Linked DNA regions of Homo sapiens: region 1 is linked to region 2. A link is a loop called in an ENCODE intact Hi-C map of the cell type or tissue named here. Cell type or tissue: heart right ventricle. All regions are shown on one strand.

Region 1 (8,000 bases), 240 kb after region 2:
TGGTGTTTAGCACAGTGCCTGGGCATCATAAATATATTTTTGTCCCAGAGCATGAAGGTCCAAAAATAACAATACAGTAATTACCTTTCTCCTTGTTTCAGGGTGAATGGGGGAAAATCATATTCTTATTGTCACTTATCACTGGTTTCAAGTATGAGCCCAGAGATGCTGAAAATGCTTTATATTTTGCTAATTTGAACCAAATTGAAGAAGTTGTCCCCTTGGTAGGTCTTAAGAGGATATTCTGCAAAATTTGTACTTTCTTTGAGTATAAGAATTGTACCAATATGAGCTTTGCTTCCCCTTTAAACAGCATGCCACAAGAATGATGCCTTTGAAATAAATCCTGTTTGAGTAATGTTTCTCTTGGACTCATAAAATCTTTATGGAAATCTTTTCTCATCTCATAGACTATGAGAAGAAAGAGAGAGCCAAAACCACTGAGCTGTAAGTGAAGAGCGCAGTCTTTTCTCATATGTGGGTCACACTTTAATGTAAATAGTTTTTAAATGCAAATCCCATACCGACTACACATTAGCTCAAAAATCCTAGCTCTGTCCAAGTGCTGAATCTGTGAGTTAAGATCTCTTAATCTCTGATTAAAGAGTAGGTGGTATGGAAATGTATCCATTCAGATAGAAAGTTTGAATGTATTAAAAGATCCAGTAATAGCCATACTAGGGATAAGAACACAAATGCTGGCAGAAATAAAAACAGCTTTATGTCCTCCCTCAAAAAGAGAGAGAGAGAGAAGCAGTAAGTTGGCAGAGCTGAGCTCTCAACCCAGCTATGCAAAGGGGCACTGACTTGGGAGCCATACACTCATTCAGCATACATTTTTGGGGTGCCTGGTATATAATAGGCATTATACAATGACATTAAATTAGATAAATCATCATTTTTGGTCTCCATGAGGTCACAATCAGTGTTTGCTCATCCACTGACTAGCTGTTAACTTTGAGCAATTTACTTAACCTTTCAAGCTTCAGGTTTTTCATTTTAAAATTTTGGATAATAGGATCTTACTAGATTACTGTGCAGATTAAATAAGGTAATGTTTACAAAGCACTTTGCATAGAACTTAACATATTATAAACTCTCAATGAGTGTTACATATTAGTATCAGGTGTGATGCGCTATGCTAAATTCTTTATATTCATGCTCTCATTTGTTCTCTCATTTGCTCTACACCTGTCACCTTGAGTAGGTTTTAATTCACCCTTTACACGGACAAGAAGAAGGAGGATCAGAAGAATGTGGTTTGCTAACTTGCCAAGTTCATACAGTTAGTAGTGGGAACAGCATTCAAAGCCAGTTCTTTCTTCATCTAAAACCAATGCTCATGATTATAGTGGTGGTGGTTAGAGCAGGAATGGGGGAGAGACACCAATGCTTGCTATCAGCCACCCAATATTGTAAGACAAAATCTCCTACCCTCATCAGGACTGGCATTTTTGGGAAGGCAAAGTCTAAGGGAATGAGGTGGTCACATGACTCAGGTATTTGTGTGACTTTCAGGTCAGGGACATTTGTGGGTTAATAGATATGGGGAAGATAAATCCCAACCCTTGGGAGAGTAGGCCCAAAGTCCATCCATCCAGAAACAGTTTCACAAAACTGCTAGCCCATGGGGGAGCAAGAAATGGGACCAGAGATTGAAGCAGACCAACCAGACAGATGGGCCACACTTAAGTGGAGTGGTTAATGATCAAGGCTGCAGGGATTCCAGGGACTAAATCCCTGGCTCCTGGGATCTTAGTGGGAGGTGGTGGGGAGGACAGCAGACTATTTCCAGAATCTACTCGACAAGTGGAAAAGGGGCTCATAATGAATTTCCTGCTGGAGACAATTGTCACTGGGACAGGGCAGGTTGACCCTGAATATGTGACCAAGCAAAGGCTAAGCAAAAGCTGGCACCATAGAAGCCACCAACTCACACATTCCAGTTGGAACCTCCAGCCGAGAGAACTCTTTGATTGTGTTGGTCTGCATCCTGTGGCTTAGGGACAGTGGGAGTTCTGAACTAGTGACCACACATTGTTACCGCGGTAAGAAGAATGTGCTTTTTCTTTTCGTTCAAGAGCTTATGATTCAGTCCTATGGATTCATATAAATAGATATTCTCTTTGCTTTACTACCTGTGGCAAATAGGACTACAAAGCACAATAGCACCCTGTCCCCCTCCCCAGGGCTGTCCCATAAACAGTGGGAGTTATCTGAGTTCCCTTGATTGAAATTGGAAAGGTCATATCTCAATAGTATCTTTAGGGCTTGCTTTTCCCATTTGTGACAATCTTGGACTGTCCTCAGGCCTCCCTAAGGTGTCCTTCCAGCTCTGACCTTCCAAGGGTGTCTTTCGGACACAGAGAGTTTGGCCAGCCATCAAGCAGGTAAACAGATCAATGAGGGCTGTTCACTGAATTGTGCTCCTGGGCCTCTACTACTGCTTTCAGCCCTTGCTGCCACTGTCAGATCAATGCGGGGAGCAGATGGCTGTGCTGTGTCACAATAATGGCTCCTTTGAAGAGACTTTGCTCAGTCCTTCTCCTGTAAGCTAGGGAGGTGAGGGGCAGCTGCACCCAACACCTGGCAGCTCAAGGGAGGCCCATGTTGGCTTCTAATAAAAGCAGCGGGGGTGTCTGGAATGGACCACATGTGGGTCTCCCACTCACCTGTGATGCTGTCTGTCCCCGTCAGAGGGGAAGTGTGGTTGCTCACATCTCATGTACATCTAGCCCATGTGGTGCTGGCCTCATCGTCTACTGAAGCTGAAGGAAAGCATGTTGTGTCCAAAAGAAACAAAGCAGGATTTTCAGCTTGTTTGCAGTAACGGCCTCACGGGATGGCTCCTGGCTTAGGAATCAGAGAATTTGCTGAACAAATACATGGGCAGAAAGTGCTGAAAAGCAACTCTCAGATATTACATGGTCTATTCCCCTTCTCTCTGCTTGGTCCCAAATGGTCACTCCAGCCCCTGAGTCTGCCTGACCTTCAAATCCAGGAACCCAACTCCCAGTTTCCACATCTCTTAATTCAAACTATCAAGAGAGAGAATCTGATTGGCTCCACTCATCAGTCGAGTGTCTCCACTCCTTGTCCAATCAGCTGCAGCTAGAAAGGGGCAAGCTCAGCTTGTACCAGTATAGCTGCAGGAGCCCCTCCCTTCAGCAGCGCAATCCTGAAAAGAGGGCAGGGGCTTGGCAGCAACCCTGGGCATATCTTCGACATTAACTTAACATCTCTCTCTTCTCTGTGGTCTCTCTCAGAAAGTAATAGGGAAAAGTATTCTTTTCAATTTGCCCCCTTGAGCTACACAAAATAATACAGACTAAGGGCCTGGCATTCAGTGAAGAGAACTTGAGAGCAATTTCGGGGTGCCTTTACCACTACAGTATTGTCTTGTCTGCCTTTCACAGTCTGCAAAAGGGAGCTCTGTAAATACCAGGGATTTTGTGATTATTATGAATCCTCTAAGCAGCTAAATTTCCCAAATTCTCAGAGTTGTAATGCCTCGGGATTTAGAGATATAATTAAGAACAGATGAGCCTCACAAAGGTTGATGGTGAGGATCTGGGATTGCATCAAGCCACAGAGAGAATTTTGCTGTGAGTTCCAGGCCCTCATCTCCCCCAGTGCGACAAGGGGGACAAGTCCAGTGGGACAAGGACTGGAGGGGGTGATGGCACACAGGACCTCTGTTAACGAGCCATTGGGCCCAGGAATCCTGACCTCTCATTTTCCCAGAACTTGTGACACAATCTATAAACCCACTCAACAGGTTAGGAAGAGGCAATGCTGAGTCAGCCCTGGGCTGTGCGCCATAGCCATCCTGAACAGCTTTCTGCCATTACAGGATAGAATAAGACCAGCCAGGTGTGGCCCATTTCCTCTCAGCAGCCATTTGCCTTCTGCCCACACATCGATCTTGCCAAAAGAGGGCTTGTGCTGCAGCATTGAGTCATTCTCCTACCCTCTTTAGTTTATACTCATTTTTCAGGGTTTTCTCTGACTCTACTACTTACTGAAAGGTGTAGAAATACTAATAAGGCAATACTATGTTTTATTTGATCTATAGACTGCAGCAACCTGAATCTATATTATCTGTCATGCCAAGAATGTTTTGACCTTCTAAAAGGAAATGAATGCTCTCCGGACCAGAGCCAAGCAAGCAGCTTAGACCCATTCACAAGCAAAAGTCTGGGGCCTTGAGAGTTCCAGGGCATTAAATCACCATCAGAATAAGACTAGGGTCTTGAAGCTCATGATCTGGAGCACTTAGAGTGGACAAGGAGCAATGACCCCACAGCTACTATGACACATGGTAGAGTGTGGGTGCTGCAGCCAGGATGCCTGAGTTCTGCTACTTGATAGCTGTGTGACCTCAAGCAAGTCGCCTAACCTCTCTGTGTCTCCATCTTCTCACCTGCAAGCCACAGGTTATAAAGGGTTGCTGTAATAGATGAGTAAATACATGCGAGGGACTTAGAACAGTGCCTGGCGTTCAGTAAATACTCAGGGCAGCATCTGTGTCCCAAGTGGTACGTAAGTTCTTTATGCCATGTCTTCTCATTCTATTCCCATATGACCCTGAGAAACAGCTTTTGGTGTTGCCATTATACATAAGAATAAAGTGAATTTCTCATGTTCGACAAATTGCCCAGGGCCACATGGCTAGTAAGTAGCAATGACAGATTCCCAAGGTAGAGATCTCTGACTACAAATCCTGTGTTCTATCTCTTGACCAGTTCCCCTCATGGTCAGGCTGGCTTCCCGTAATTACAAACTCTCCCCTTTAGTTCCCTCTGTTGTCTCTTGATGCTCACTTGACTTTCAGGGACTCTGGAATCTCTGCTGCTTCCCAGCTGTGAGACAACTAAGACCAGGCAATCTGTCTTTGCCTCAATTTCTTTATTTCTGTAAACTGGCATAGTAACAGGGCCTGCTGAGAAGGAGAACAGCAGCCCCTGATGGCTGCAAGCTGGCCTGGCACTATCAGTAAGGCCTTTTGCTGCCGAGAGCTGGCCTGGCACCTACACCTAGACCTTGGGGTTCTCCTGTTGACCATAAACAATTTCACTGAATGTCAATGCCGGACAAAACCACTCTAGGACCCTGATAGATGAAGACAAAAACAAGACCATTTCAACATCATGAATTCAGACAAAAACAAGAACATTATTCAAAATACAAAGATGACTTAACAGCCCCCCTCCCTCCACCTCTTGGCTGATGTGAGTGATGGCTGCTTCTTTACCAATTACAACTCTTATCTTCCTTCATTCCTCCTGCCTTGTAAATAAAATTTATGAAGTACCCAACCAGAGAATTACACCTACCTCCAGTCTCCAATCCAGGGCAAAGCTCTGCTTCCTTGAACCCTCCCCCAATTAACTAACACAAGCCCGAATCCTACAGTGAATTATTTCTTACCTTCTTACTGAGACACTGCACAGCTCCCTGTGGTGTGCATTCTCCCTCACTGCCACCAGTCAGCAAACCCAACTTTGTTCAACTACAGGGAGGTCCATGGTGGTCATTGGCCGGGGGCTGACACTGCCTCTAGAATTATACGTGATGATATCTGGAGAACACTTAGAAATAGGGCTTAGTCCATAGTAAACGCCCAAAACATGTCAGTCATGAGCATGACATTTATTATAAGAAATACCCTTCCTCTTTGGACAGAGCTAAGGAGCATACATTTGCTCTCACTAACCAGCCCCCTTCTTTTCTGAAGTCCATGCAGTTCCCCCGCCCCTTATGTTTGCCCTGGGCACTGAAGCATTCTCTTTTTGCATTTCACAGATCTTCACACTGCAGACCTCAAACCTAGAAAAATCTGTTTTGCCCATGACATTGGAGGCTGTTGTCTGCCCTGTCTCTGGGATCCCAATGAAGGACATCCTCTCAGGGTATTTAGACAGCATAGAGGGGTGGGAGTGGGGGCTAGATGAGCAGTGGACTGATGATCAGGCCTTGGCGGCCCTTTCCCACTTCCTGGCAGAGTAGATACTTTGCACATGGAAGTTCCCTCACCCACTTGCCAGGGCTGTGCGGGCCAGAGGAGCCTGGCCAGATTCTTCATCACAAATGTACTCGCAGCTGCATCAGTGAGGGACAGCCCCAGGGACCACAGAGTTCTTCCATGCCCACTGCTGCTAATTAGAGATAATACATTAAAAATACAGAGCCGCATCTGTTCGTTGTAACATGGGTATCGAGGAATTTACGTGGTTTATAATGACAGAGTGTGGGGAGAGGAAAATGCTGATTCTGTCTGGGAGCCAGAGGCACAGCTGTGGGCGAAGAGCTGGAGGTGTGGTTTCTGGTGCCCATCAAACTCTCTGGGTGCTAACCAAGCCCTCCCTTTGAGACACCCAGGGATAGATCCAGGTACTTATCTGGAAATACCAAGCTAGGTAACATGACCAGTCAAGCACAAAGTGGATGTCCAGATGCCCAGGAGGCCTTCTGGCCCACATGCAAAATACATGTCCCTTCCACACACAAAATACAAATACTCTGGTATTTGCAAAGAGTTCTTGAGAGAAGGGAGACACAGGACAGAAGAAAAAACATGCTTCTCATGATTCAATTGTTCATTTTCCATCAAACATGAACTGAGCACCTAACCTGCTGTTCAAGTTGTCTGTAAAATGGGGTGTTTAAAGTACCGCTCTCATTGAATGTTTTTCTTAAGTAAAATAATTGCATTAAATGGCTTCAAACAGTACCCAAATCATCTAACACAAGCCCAAATCCTGCAATGAATTATTTCTTACCAGGTATGATGTAGGCATTCAATAAAAGTGTGCTATTATCATTCTACTCCATGTGACGCATTGTGTTAAATTTTAGAGCACTGTGATGAATAAGGCAAGATCCCTTCCCTTCTCTACCAGTTGAGGGGACAAACAGTTGCTATAATGTGCTGTGCATTGGGATGGCATTGTATGAACTTACATAAGCTATTATGGGAACACACAAGGGAGTTGGAGCATCAAAGACAGCTTCCTAGAGGAAGGGATACCTGACCTAAGTCTGTAGAACAGGTTGAAGTCTACCAGACCTAAAAGGTAGGAGAGATGAGAAGTATGTGCAAAGGCCCTGGGGAGGAGAGAGTGTAATGTTTCTGGGGAAAATGCAGTGTAGCCCGACCTTAGGGCAGGTGCGTTAGGTGTCTGTTGCTGTGTCACATATTACTCCAAAGCTTAGTGGTTTGAAACAACATTTATTAGCTCATATTTTCTCTGTGTTAGGAATGTAAGCGTAGCTTAATTGGGTTCTCTGGCTTAGGGTTTCTCATAAGGCTTCAATCAAGGTGTCCACTAGGGCGGCAGTCATCTCAAAGCTCAACTAGAGGGGAGGACAAGCTTCCAAGTTTCTTCACATAATTGTTTGCTGGATTCAGTTCCTCAGTGCTATTGACCAGAGACAGCCCTCAGTTCTTCTCCAAAGGGAAGCTTTCAACCCAGCTGCTTCATCAGAGCAAGCCAGAGAGTAGAGCCAGAGAGAGAGGATAAGACAGAAGTGACAGTCTTTTATAACCTGATATGAGAAGTGACATTCTATCACTTTTTCTGTATTCTATTCTTTAGAAGCAAATCACTAGGTCCAGCCCACACACAAAGGGAGGGGACTGCACAAGGACATGAATACCAGAAGAGAAAGAAATTTAGAGTCATTTCTGAAGCTGCCTATCACAATCTACCCTCTGGCTCTCCAATGATTCTTGTCCCTTCCACATGCAGAATACATGTCCCTTCCACACACAAAATGCAATCATCCTTCCCAAGGTCTCTAACATCTCCTCCCGTGGGAGCACCAACTGAAAGTCCAGGATCTCATCATCTAAATCAGGTGCAGGTGTGGATGAGGCTCTTGGGTATAATTCCTTAAGTACAAGTTCTAGAATACTGTTACTACAGATTTGGTGATTTGAAAAGCTAAGGAGATAAATTATCTGCCCCCCATATGCCCAACATACAATGGCAGGTTAG
Region 2 (8,000 bases):
AGATGGGGTTTCACCAAGTTGATTAGGCTGGTCTTGAACTCCTGACCTCAGGTGATCCACCTGCCTCAGCTTCCCAAAGTGCTGGAATTTCAGGCATGAGCCACCACCACGCCTGGCTGAGTGTTTTTTCTTTTAATCATGAAAGGGTGCTGAATTTTTCAAATGCTTTTTCTGCATTGAGATGATCATGTGGTTAACATGGGATATTATATTGATGGATTTTCATATGCTGAACAAAATTTTTGCATTTCAAACATAAATTCCATTTGGTCTTGCTGTACAATCCTTTTAATATATTGTTGAATTTCATTTGCTAGTATTTTGTTGAGGATTTTTGCACCTGTATTCATCAGGTATATTGGTCTGTAGTTTTTGTTTGTTTGTTTTCTTTTTTTTTTGTAGTATCTTTGATTTTGGTATTAGGGTAATGCTAGGCTCATAAAATTATTTTGGAAGTGTTCTGTCCTCTTCAATTTTGGGGGAAAGTTTAAAAAGCATTGATGTTAGTTCTCCTTTAAATGTTTAGTAGAATTATCCAGTGAATCCATGTGGTCCTGGGCTTTTCTTTGTAGATAGGTTTTTTATTACTGATTCAATCTCCTCACTAGCTCTAATTCTGTTTAGAGTTTTTATTTCTTCATGATTCAGTCTTGGTAGGTTATATGTTTCTAGAAATGTATCAATTTCTTCTAGGTTATCCAATTTGTTGGCATACAATTGTTCATTGTAGTCTTTTATAATCCTTTTTACTTATGTGTCATCAATTGTAGGTCTTGTCTTTCATTTCTGATTTTTATTTGAGCTTCTCTATTTTTCTAAGCTAGTCTAACTAAGAAAAAAATCAACTCTTAATTTTGTTTATTTTTCCCCATTTTAAAAATTATTTATTTCCTTTGTTTTTGCTCTAATCTTTATGATTTTGTTCCTTTTGATAACTCTAGGTTTAGTTTGTTCTTTCTCTAGTTCTTTTACATGTAAAGTTAGGTTATTGATTTGAGATCATTCTTTTTTTTAATGCATGTGCAATGTGCTGCTGTAAACTTCTGTCTTAGTAACACTTGCTGCATCCTGTAAGTTTTTGGCATGCTTTATCTTTATTTTCATTCGTCTCAAGATATTTTCTAATTCCCCTGTGATTTTTTCTTTGACCCATTGGTTCTTCAAGAGTATGGTGTTTAATTTTCATATATTTATGAATTTCCAGTTTTCCTTTTGCTGCTGCTTTTTAGTTCTATTCCTTTATAGTTGGAAAATGTAACTGGTATGATTTTAATCTTCTTGAATTTGTTAAGACTTATTTTATGGCCTAGCATGTGATCTGTCTTGAAGAATGTTTCATACGCACTTGAGAAGAATGTATATTCTGTTGTTGGGTAGGGTATTCTAGATATGTCTATTTGGTCCAATTGGTCTATAGTCTTGTTCAGGTTTTCTGTTTCCTTACTGATTTTCTGTTTGATTAATTATCCATTATTGAAAGTGGGGTATGGAAATCTCTCTTCCTTATCATGTTACTGTCTATTTTTCTCTTTAATTCTGTCAATGTTTGCTTCATATATCTGGGTGCTCTTCTGTTAGGTACATATATGTTTATAATTGTTATATCTTCCTTGTTGAATTGACCCTTTTTTCATTATACAATGTCTTCTTTGTCTCTTGTGACAGTTTTTGATTTAATGTATATTTTTTCTAATATAATTATATAATCACCTTGCTGTCTTTGGTTACCATTTGCATGAAAAATCTTTTTCTATTCTATCACTTTTAGCCTATTGCATGGAATATCTTTGTCCGTTCTTTTACTTTTCATTTATGTATGTCCTTATGTCTAAAACGAGTCTCTTGTAGACAGCATATAGTTAGATCTTGTTTTTATAAGTCAGTTTAACTACTTTATGTCTTTTGATTGCTGAGTTTAATCCATTTACATCGAAAGTAATTACTGATAGAGGACTTACTATTACCATTTTCTTATTGTTTTCTGTGTGCCTTATAGTTACTTTGTTCCTTTTTTCCTCTCTTGCTACATTCCTTTGTGTTTTGTTGATTGTTTTTGTAGTGACATTCTTTGATTTCTTATATTCTTTGGTGCATCTTCTATAGTTATTTGCTTTGTGGCTACAATGGGGATTACATAAAATATTTTATAATTATAATAATATGTCTTAGACTGATAATAAGCCTCAGTTGCATATAAAAACTTCACGCTATTACACCTTCTTTCTCCCTACACACTTTGTATTAGCAATATCACGAATTTCACCTTTTACAATTTTGTATTCATTATACTTATATTTTTATACTTTCATCTTTTAAGTTTTATACTAGAATTAAAATGATTTAGGCATCACTATTATAGTATTACAAGATTCTATTTGTCTATATATTTATTTTTACTAGAGAGTTATATATTTTTGTATGCTTTCATGTTGCTGTCTGGTGTGTCCTTTAATTATAATTTTCATAAGGCAGATCTAATGGCGATGAACTCCCTCACCTTGTTTACCTGGGAAGGTCTTTATTTCTCCTTCATTTTGAAGGACAATCTTGCTAGATAAAGGATTCTTGGTTGGCATGGTTTCTTTTTCCTTTCAGTACTTTGAATATATCACCTCTTTGGCCTCTGGGCTTGTAATGTTTATGCTGAGAAATCTGCTGATAATCTTATGAGAACTCTTTTGTAGGTGATGAGTCATGTTTCCTTGCTGCTTTCAAGATTCTTTCCTTCCTTGTCTTTAACTTTTTCTTGTCTCAATATTGACTTCTTTGGGGTCATTGTAGTTGGAGTCTTTTAAGCTTCTTTACTTTGGATTTTGATTTTCTTCTTTAGATTTAGGAAGTTTTCAGCCGTTATTTTTTTCAAATAAGCTTTCTGTTCCTTTTTTTCTCTTTTCTCCTTCTAAGACTTTCATAACACACATATTGGTCTATTTTATGGGGTCCTCTAAGTTCCTTAGGCTTTATTCACTTTTGTTCATTCTTTTTTCTATTTGTTCCTCTGACTTAATAATTTCAAATGACCTGTTTTTGAGTTCACTGATTCTTTTTTCTGCTTAAGTCTGTTATTGAACCCCTCCAGTAAAATTTTAAATTCAGTTATTATAGTCTTCAGCTCTAGAATTTCTGTTTGATCTTGTATTATAGTTTCTAACTTTTTGTTGATATTGTCATTTTGTTCATGCATCATTTTCCTGATTTTATTTAGTTTGTCTATTTGTGTCCTCTTGTAGCACATTGAGCTTCTTAAAGACAATGATTTTGAATTCTTTGTCAAATAATTAATAGATCTCCATTTCTTTAGAATTGGTTTCTGAAGATTTATTATGTACACCACCCTTCCTTTTTTTTTGAGACAGGGTCTCATCCTGTTTCCCAGGCTGGAATGGAGTGGTGTGATAATAGCTCATTGTAACCTCAACTTCTGGGCCTAAGTGATCCTCCTGCTTCAGCCTCCTGAGTAGCTAGGACTATAGGTGTACCACTATGCCCAGCTAATTAAAAAAAATTGTTTTTAGAGATGGGGGTCTTGCTATCTTGCCCAGGTTGGTCTGGAACACCTGGCCTCAAATTATCCTTCTGCTTCGGCCTCCCAAAGCACTGGGATGACAGGTATGAACCACTGTGCTCAGCCTATTTTCTTCCTTTAGTTGAGCCATGTTGCCTTGTTTTTCGTTTTTTTTTTTTAAGTGTGCTTTGTTATTTTTTTAGTGATTTCTGCATTTGAAAAACAACAACAACAACAACAACAACAAAGGAGTTCTCCCAGTCTTTACAGAGTAGTTTTACACAAGGGAAAGTCTTCAGCAGCTAGAGGTTCTGGGGGCTTTCCTTGGGATATATATTCTCTGAGCTTGCATGTGTACTTTCTTAATTAAAGAGGTTTACTGGGTCTTGTTTGTTTTTCCTTCAAGGGTTTGTAATTTCTTGCTCCCTCTGGTGTCTGATTATGGTACTCAGGTTCTCTGGTGTTGCAAAAAGCCAGTGAACTGTCTTTTGTTCTCCATGGCCCCCAGGCATTGAAAGTATGCTGGTTCCCCATCAGCACTCTGGTTTCTGTCAGGTGAGACAGAAACCGGTCCCTCTGCAGCCCACTGAAAAGTGGGAACACTGAATGTATGCTATGCTCTTCTCTTTCCTTTCCAAGGGGGAAGCTGCAAGTTGAACTTTTTCCTTCAGTCTCACTGAACTGTGACAGTTGGGAGAAGGGTTTTTATGGTTGACATGAAACAATTTTTCTTATGCATTTCAATATGGTGGCTTTTCACTTTGAGCTTGCCTGGGGTACTGTAACTTCTTAACTGGTTTCTAGAGTTCTCATAAAGGCTTTTTTGGACTGTGTATTGTTGTTAAGTCAGTGTTTCTGTGGGGCAGAATGTCTGGGGCTTCCTATTCTGCCATCTAGCTGATGTCACTCCCAAGCCCCTGGCACCTCCTCCAGGCACCTTTCCCCCACTGCCCCTCAGCAGAAGCCACAGGACTGTAAGGGCCATGAGGGGGCGCCAGGGATTTACAATTATAAAGGTCTTGTTGGGCCATAATAAAGTCTCTCCCAGCTAACAAGTGACCATGGGGCATGTGATGGTCTTGCTTTGTTCACCCATGTGCGTCTTGCATATTATTCATGCTATGGATGAACATGTGCTCCTAGCCATTTCAAGGTTAGACATGTTTTGAGAGGATGTTGCATCTGTGACAACTGTCAGGAGTCACAGGTCCTGGGTCGCTGCTCTGCCACCCATGTGTGACACCTCTGGCTCTCTCAACTCATGCGTTTTAAGACCCACACTTTCTCTTGGAGGGCATGGGGAGATAAATACCTCTTGATCCTAAGAATTCAGTTGGGAAGTGTCACAAGGAGGGTATGAGGAAGCTCAGAGACACAACCATTTCCAAACCCAAGTTAAGAAGTCTGAGCCATGAGTGACTCAGCCAGGAGTAGAGCTTAGCTCACAATGGTGGGGTTGAAGCTGGGTCCTACCTTCCCATCCATGTCCTTCTTTTTCTCCTTTCTCCCGTCCAAGTACTAACAAGGCCTGAACCTGCTTAGCTTCCGAGATCAGACAAGATCAGGCACGTTCAGGGTGGTATGGCCGTAGATCTCTTTTTCTCCTTTCTATAAATTCCTTGCTTTCCTATATTACACACCCACACACCAGCTGCCCCTCAGCCATGAGCATTGTCAGGGAAGGGTCAGACTGTCTTTTAGGAGGCCCTAGTAAAAATCCATTGAATTGGCTTGAATCCTTTTCTTTCTATATCCCCATGCTACTCCCAAGCCTGTGAATTTCTTGCCAGAAATCTCTAGCATTGGACTAACTAGATTCTAGAGGCCTATATAGATTTTACTCTTTATAGATTATCTTATTGGAAGGCACATTCATTCATTCATTCAACATATACTTTTGATTTTTCTCAAGGCTGCCCATATGACCCAGAAATTCATGCCCCAGTCTCTGGCATGGTGACAAAGCATAGTATGCCCACAGGAGAAGAAGGCTAGTATTGGAAGTATTTCTGGAGGCTTTGAAGGGTCTCCAGGACATTCATTCACATAACTCTGCAGAGCAGTCCACTGGGAAACCCTTTGAGTTACCTCATGGCTGGAGTGCCTATAGATAGAGCTGTCTGCTGCAGTGTGGAGGCGGTTGGACAGCAGGTAGTTATATAGGCTGGGGCTGCAGCTGACAAGACTGGGGAAGCCCAGGGTGAGCAAAGGCCATTAAGGGCAGAACTGGGCATCTGGGGAAATGGCCATGGCAATGTCTTCTAAACAGAAGTCTGAGGTCACTGGGCTGGGTTCTGAACCCAGTGTCTCCACATGCCCAGCCTGATCATGTTTTTCACCTTGGTTTGCATGTGTATGGGCAAGGGGCAACAATAAGCTTGTTAGGGTTTCCTTTTATAGAGACTGTAAGAGGAAGTACATTTCTCTACTACTCCCTGACACAATTTTTAGATTATCTGTCCACCCACTCAGATATATTTTTCCCTCAGTTCATTCAAACTGCGAGAGAGAAAGAGAGAGAAAGAGAGAGAGAGAGAGAGAGAGAGAGAGAGAGAGAGAATTTGAAAGAATTTATTGAAATAAGGTTCCTTTCAGCCAAGACTGCCACCTCTGTCCTTCCTCTGGGGGCAGGGAGACAGAGACAGGGCTGTAATGGAGTCGTGTCTAGTTGAGAAAAGCTTCTTAGCTCTGGTCAGCTCTTTTAGGCCTTCATGCTGTGTCTGGCATATGACCAGCCCAAATCTTTTTCTCTCTCCCTCCCTTCCTGTTTCATACCAGTGAGGTGGTAGAGCCTATATTTTAAGATCTCAGTCTCAGGAGTCAGAGAATCCTGTGTTTGAACCCCAGCTTTGCCAGATGTTATTGTATGTGTGAGCTTGGGCAAGCTACTTACCCTGATCCCCATTTGTTAAATGGGATGAAGAATAATACCTGCTTCTTTGGGATATTGGAAGGTTTAACAGAAATAACGCAAGGACCAAAGTCATGATTGTGTGGGGCACACACAGTCAGTGCCTGATAAATGATGGCTGAAATTCCTTCAACTTCCTGCTTACTGACACATGCATCCTGTGGCAGCCCTGTGCTGGATCCTCAATGATATAGTGGTAAAAAAGGCAGACCATGCTCTGTGTCCCCAAGGAACTCAGTCTGGTGGGGAGATGGTTATGGAAGTCATGGGCAAGTGGCATTCAGGATCCTTCCTTCCCAGATTTTCATTGTGGGCTGGGTTTCTGGGTCTGTGTGCTACCAGACAGAGCCACACCAACTGGTTTGGTTTCCTAGGCCTTTAGGGAGTTGGGTCCATATGAATTGTACTTTTGTAAAAGCACTGGATTGTAGTTTGTTCATTCATTCAACCAATATTAACTGAGTGCTGACTATGTGCCAGTTACTGTTCTAGGCACTTGGGACGCATCAGTGAGTAAAACAAAGGCCTTTCTCTTGTGAAGTAAATATTCTAGCAGGAGGAAATAAACAATAAACAGTAAGTACAATATATAAGTAAATTACATAGGGTGCTACAGAGTGATACATGCTATTGAAATAAGAAAACATAGAGCAGGTAAGGGAGATTGGAGGTGCCAGCGATGGAAGTAGGGGGTTAGTTAATATTTTATTTCATTTTATTTTATTTTTTAACTTTTATTTTAGATTCAGGGGTACATGTGCAAGTTTGTTATATAGTCAACCCATGTCATGGGGGTTTGTTGTACAGATTATTTTGTCACCTAGATATTAAGCCTAGTACCTAATAGTTATTTTTTGGATCCTCTCCCTCCTCCCGTTCTCCACCCTCAGGTAGTCCCTCGTGTATGTTGCTCGCCTCTTTGTGTCCATGTGTTTGCCTCTTTGTGTCCATGTGTTCTTATCACTTAGCTCCCACTTATAAGTAAGAATATGTGGTATTTGGTTTTCTATTCCTGTGTTGGTTTGCTAAGGATAATGACTTCTAGCTTAAGATGGAGATCTTAATATATATGCTTCATTCATGTTCCTGCAAGAGACATGATCTTGGTTTTTTTTTTATGGCTGGATAGCATTCCATGGTGTATATGTACCATATTTTCTTTATCCAGCCTACTATCGATGGACATTTAGGTTGATTCCATGTTTTTGCTCTTGTGAATAGTGCTTCAATGAACATAAAAACGTGTGTCTTTATGGTAGAATGATTTATGTTCCTTTGTGTATATACCCAGTAATGGGATTGCTGGGTTGAATGATAGTTCTGTTTCTAGGTTTTTGAGGAATCACCAAACTGCTTTCTACAATGGTTGAACTAATTTACACTCTCACCAACAGTGTATAAGCATTCTCTTTTCTCCACCACCTTGCCAGCATCTGTTATTTTTTTACTTTTTAATAGTAGCCATTCTGGGTGCTGTAAGATGGTATCTCATTGTGATTTTGATTTGCATTTCTCTAATGATCAATGATATTGAGCTTTTTTTATATGCTTGTTAGTCTCATATATGTCTTTTTTTTTTTTTTT

The links. Hi-C counts contacts between places; a loop is a spot of excess contacts. Peaks named below come from ENCODE experiments on the same cell type or tissue, not always from the same donor. Only the 100,000 strongest peaks of a DNase experiment are listed, where the experiment ranks them.
Region 1: it touches region 2 in a loop (5-fold over the local background); 14 of 110 quality-filtered maps call a loop at or near these places.

What each region holds. Positions count from the first base shown.
Region 1 is chr1:33,873,023-33,881,022 of GRCh38, reverse strand. The region is part of intron 5 of CSMD2 (CUB and Sushi multiple domains 2); the gene reads left to right. CSMD2-AS1 (CSMD2 antisense RNA 1) reads right to left here. Exons shown (of 8, transcript NR_038372.1): 4 at 5,431-5,557; 5 at 2,673-2,853. Among named protein-coding and RNA genes, the nearest start is that of CSMD2-AS1, 8.1 kb to the right of the region's middle. In heart right ventricle, a CTCF peak has its summit at 4,964; no DNase peak of the experiment used is centred here; H3K27ac peaks cover 840 bases.
Region 2 is chr1:34,110,047-34,118,046 of GRCh38, reverse strand. The region is part of intron 1 of CSMD2 (CUB and Sushi multiple domains 2); the gene reads left to right. It also overlaps the pseudogene RNA5SP42. Among named protein-coding and RNA genes, the nearest start is that of CSMD2, 51 kb to the left of the region's middle. In heart right ventricle, CTCF peaks have their summits at 3,916 (motif pointing left) and 4,488 (motif pointing right); no DNase peak of the experiment used is centred here.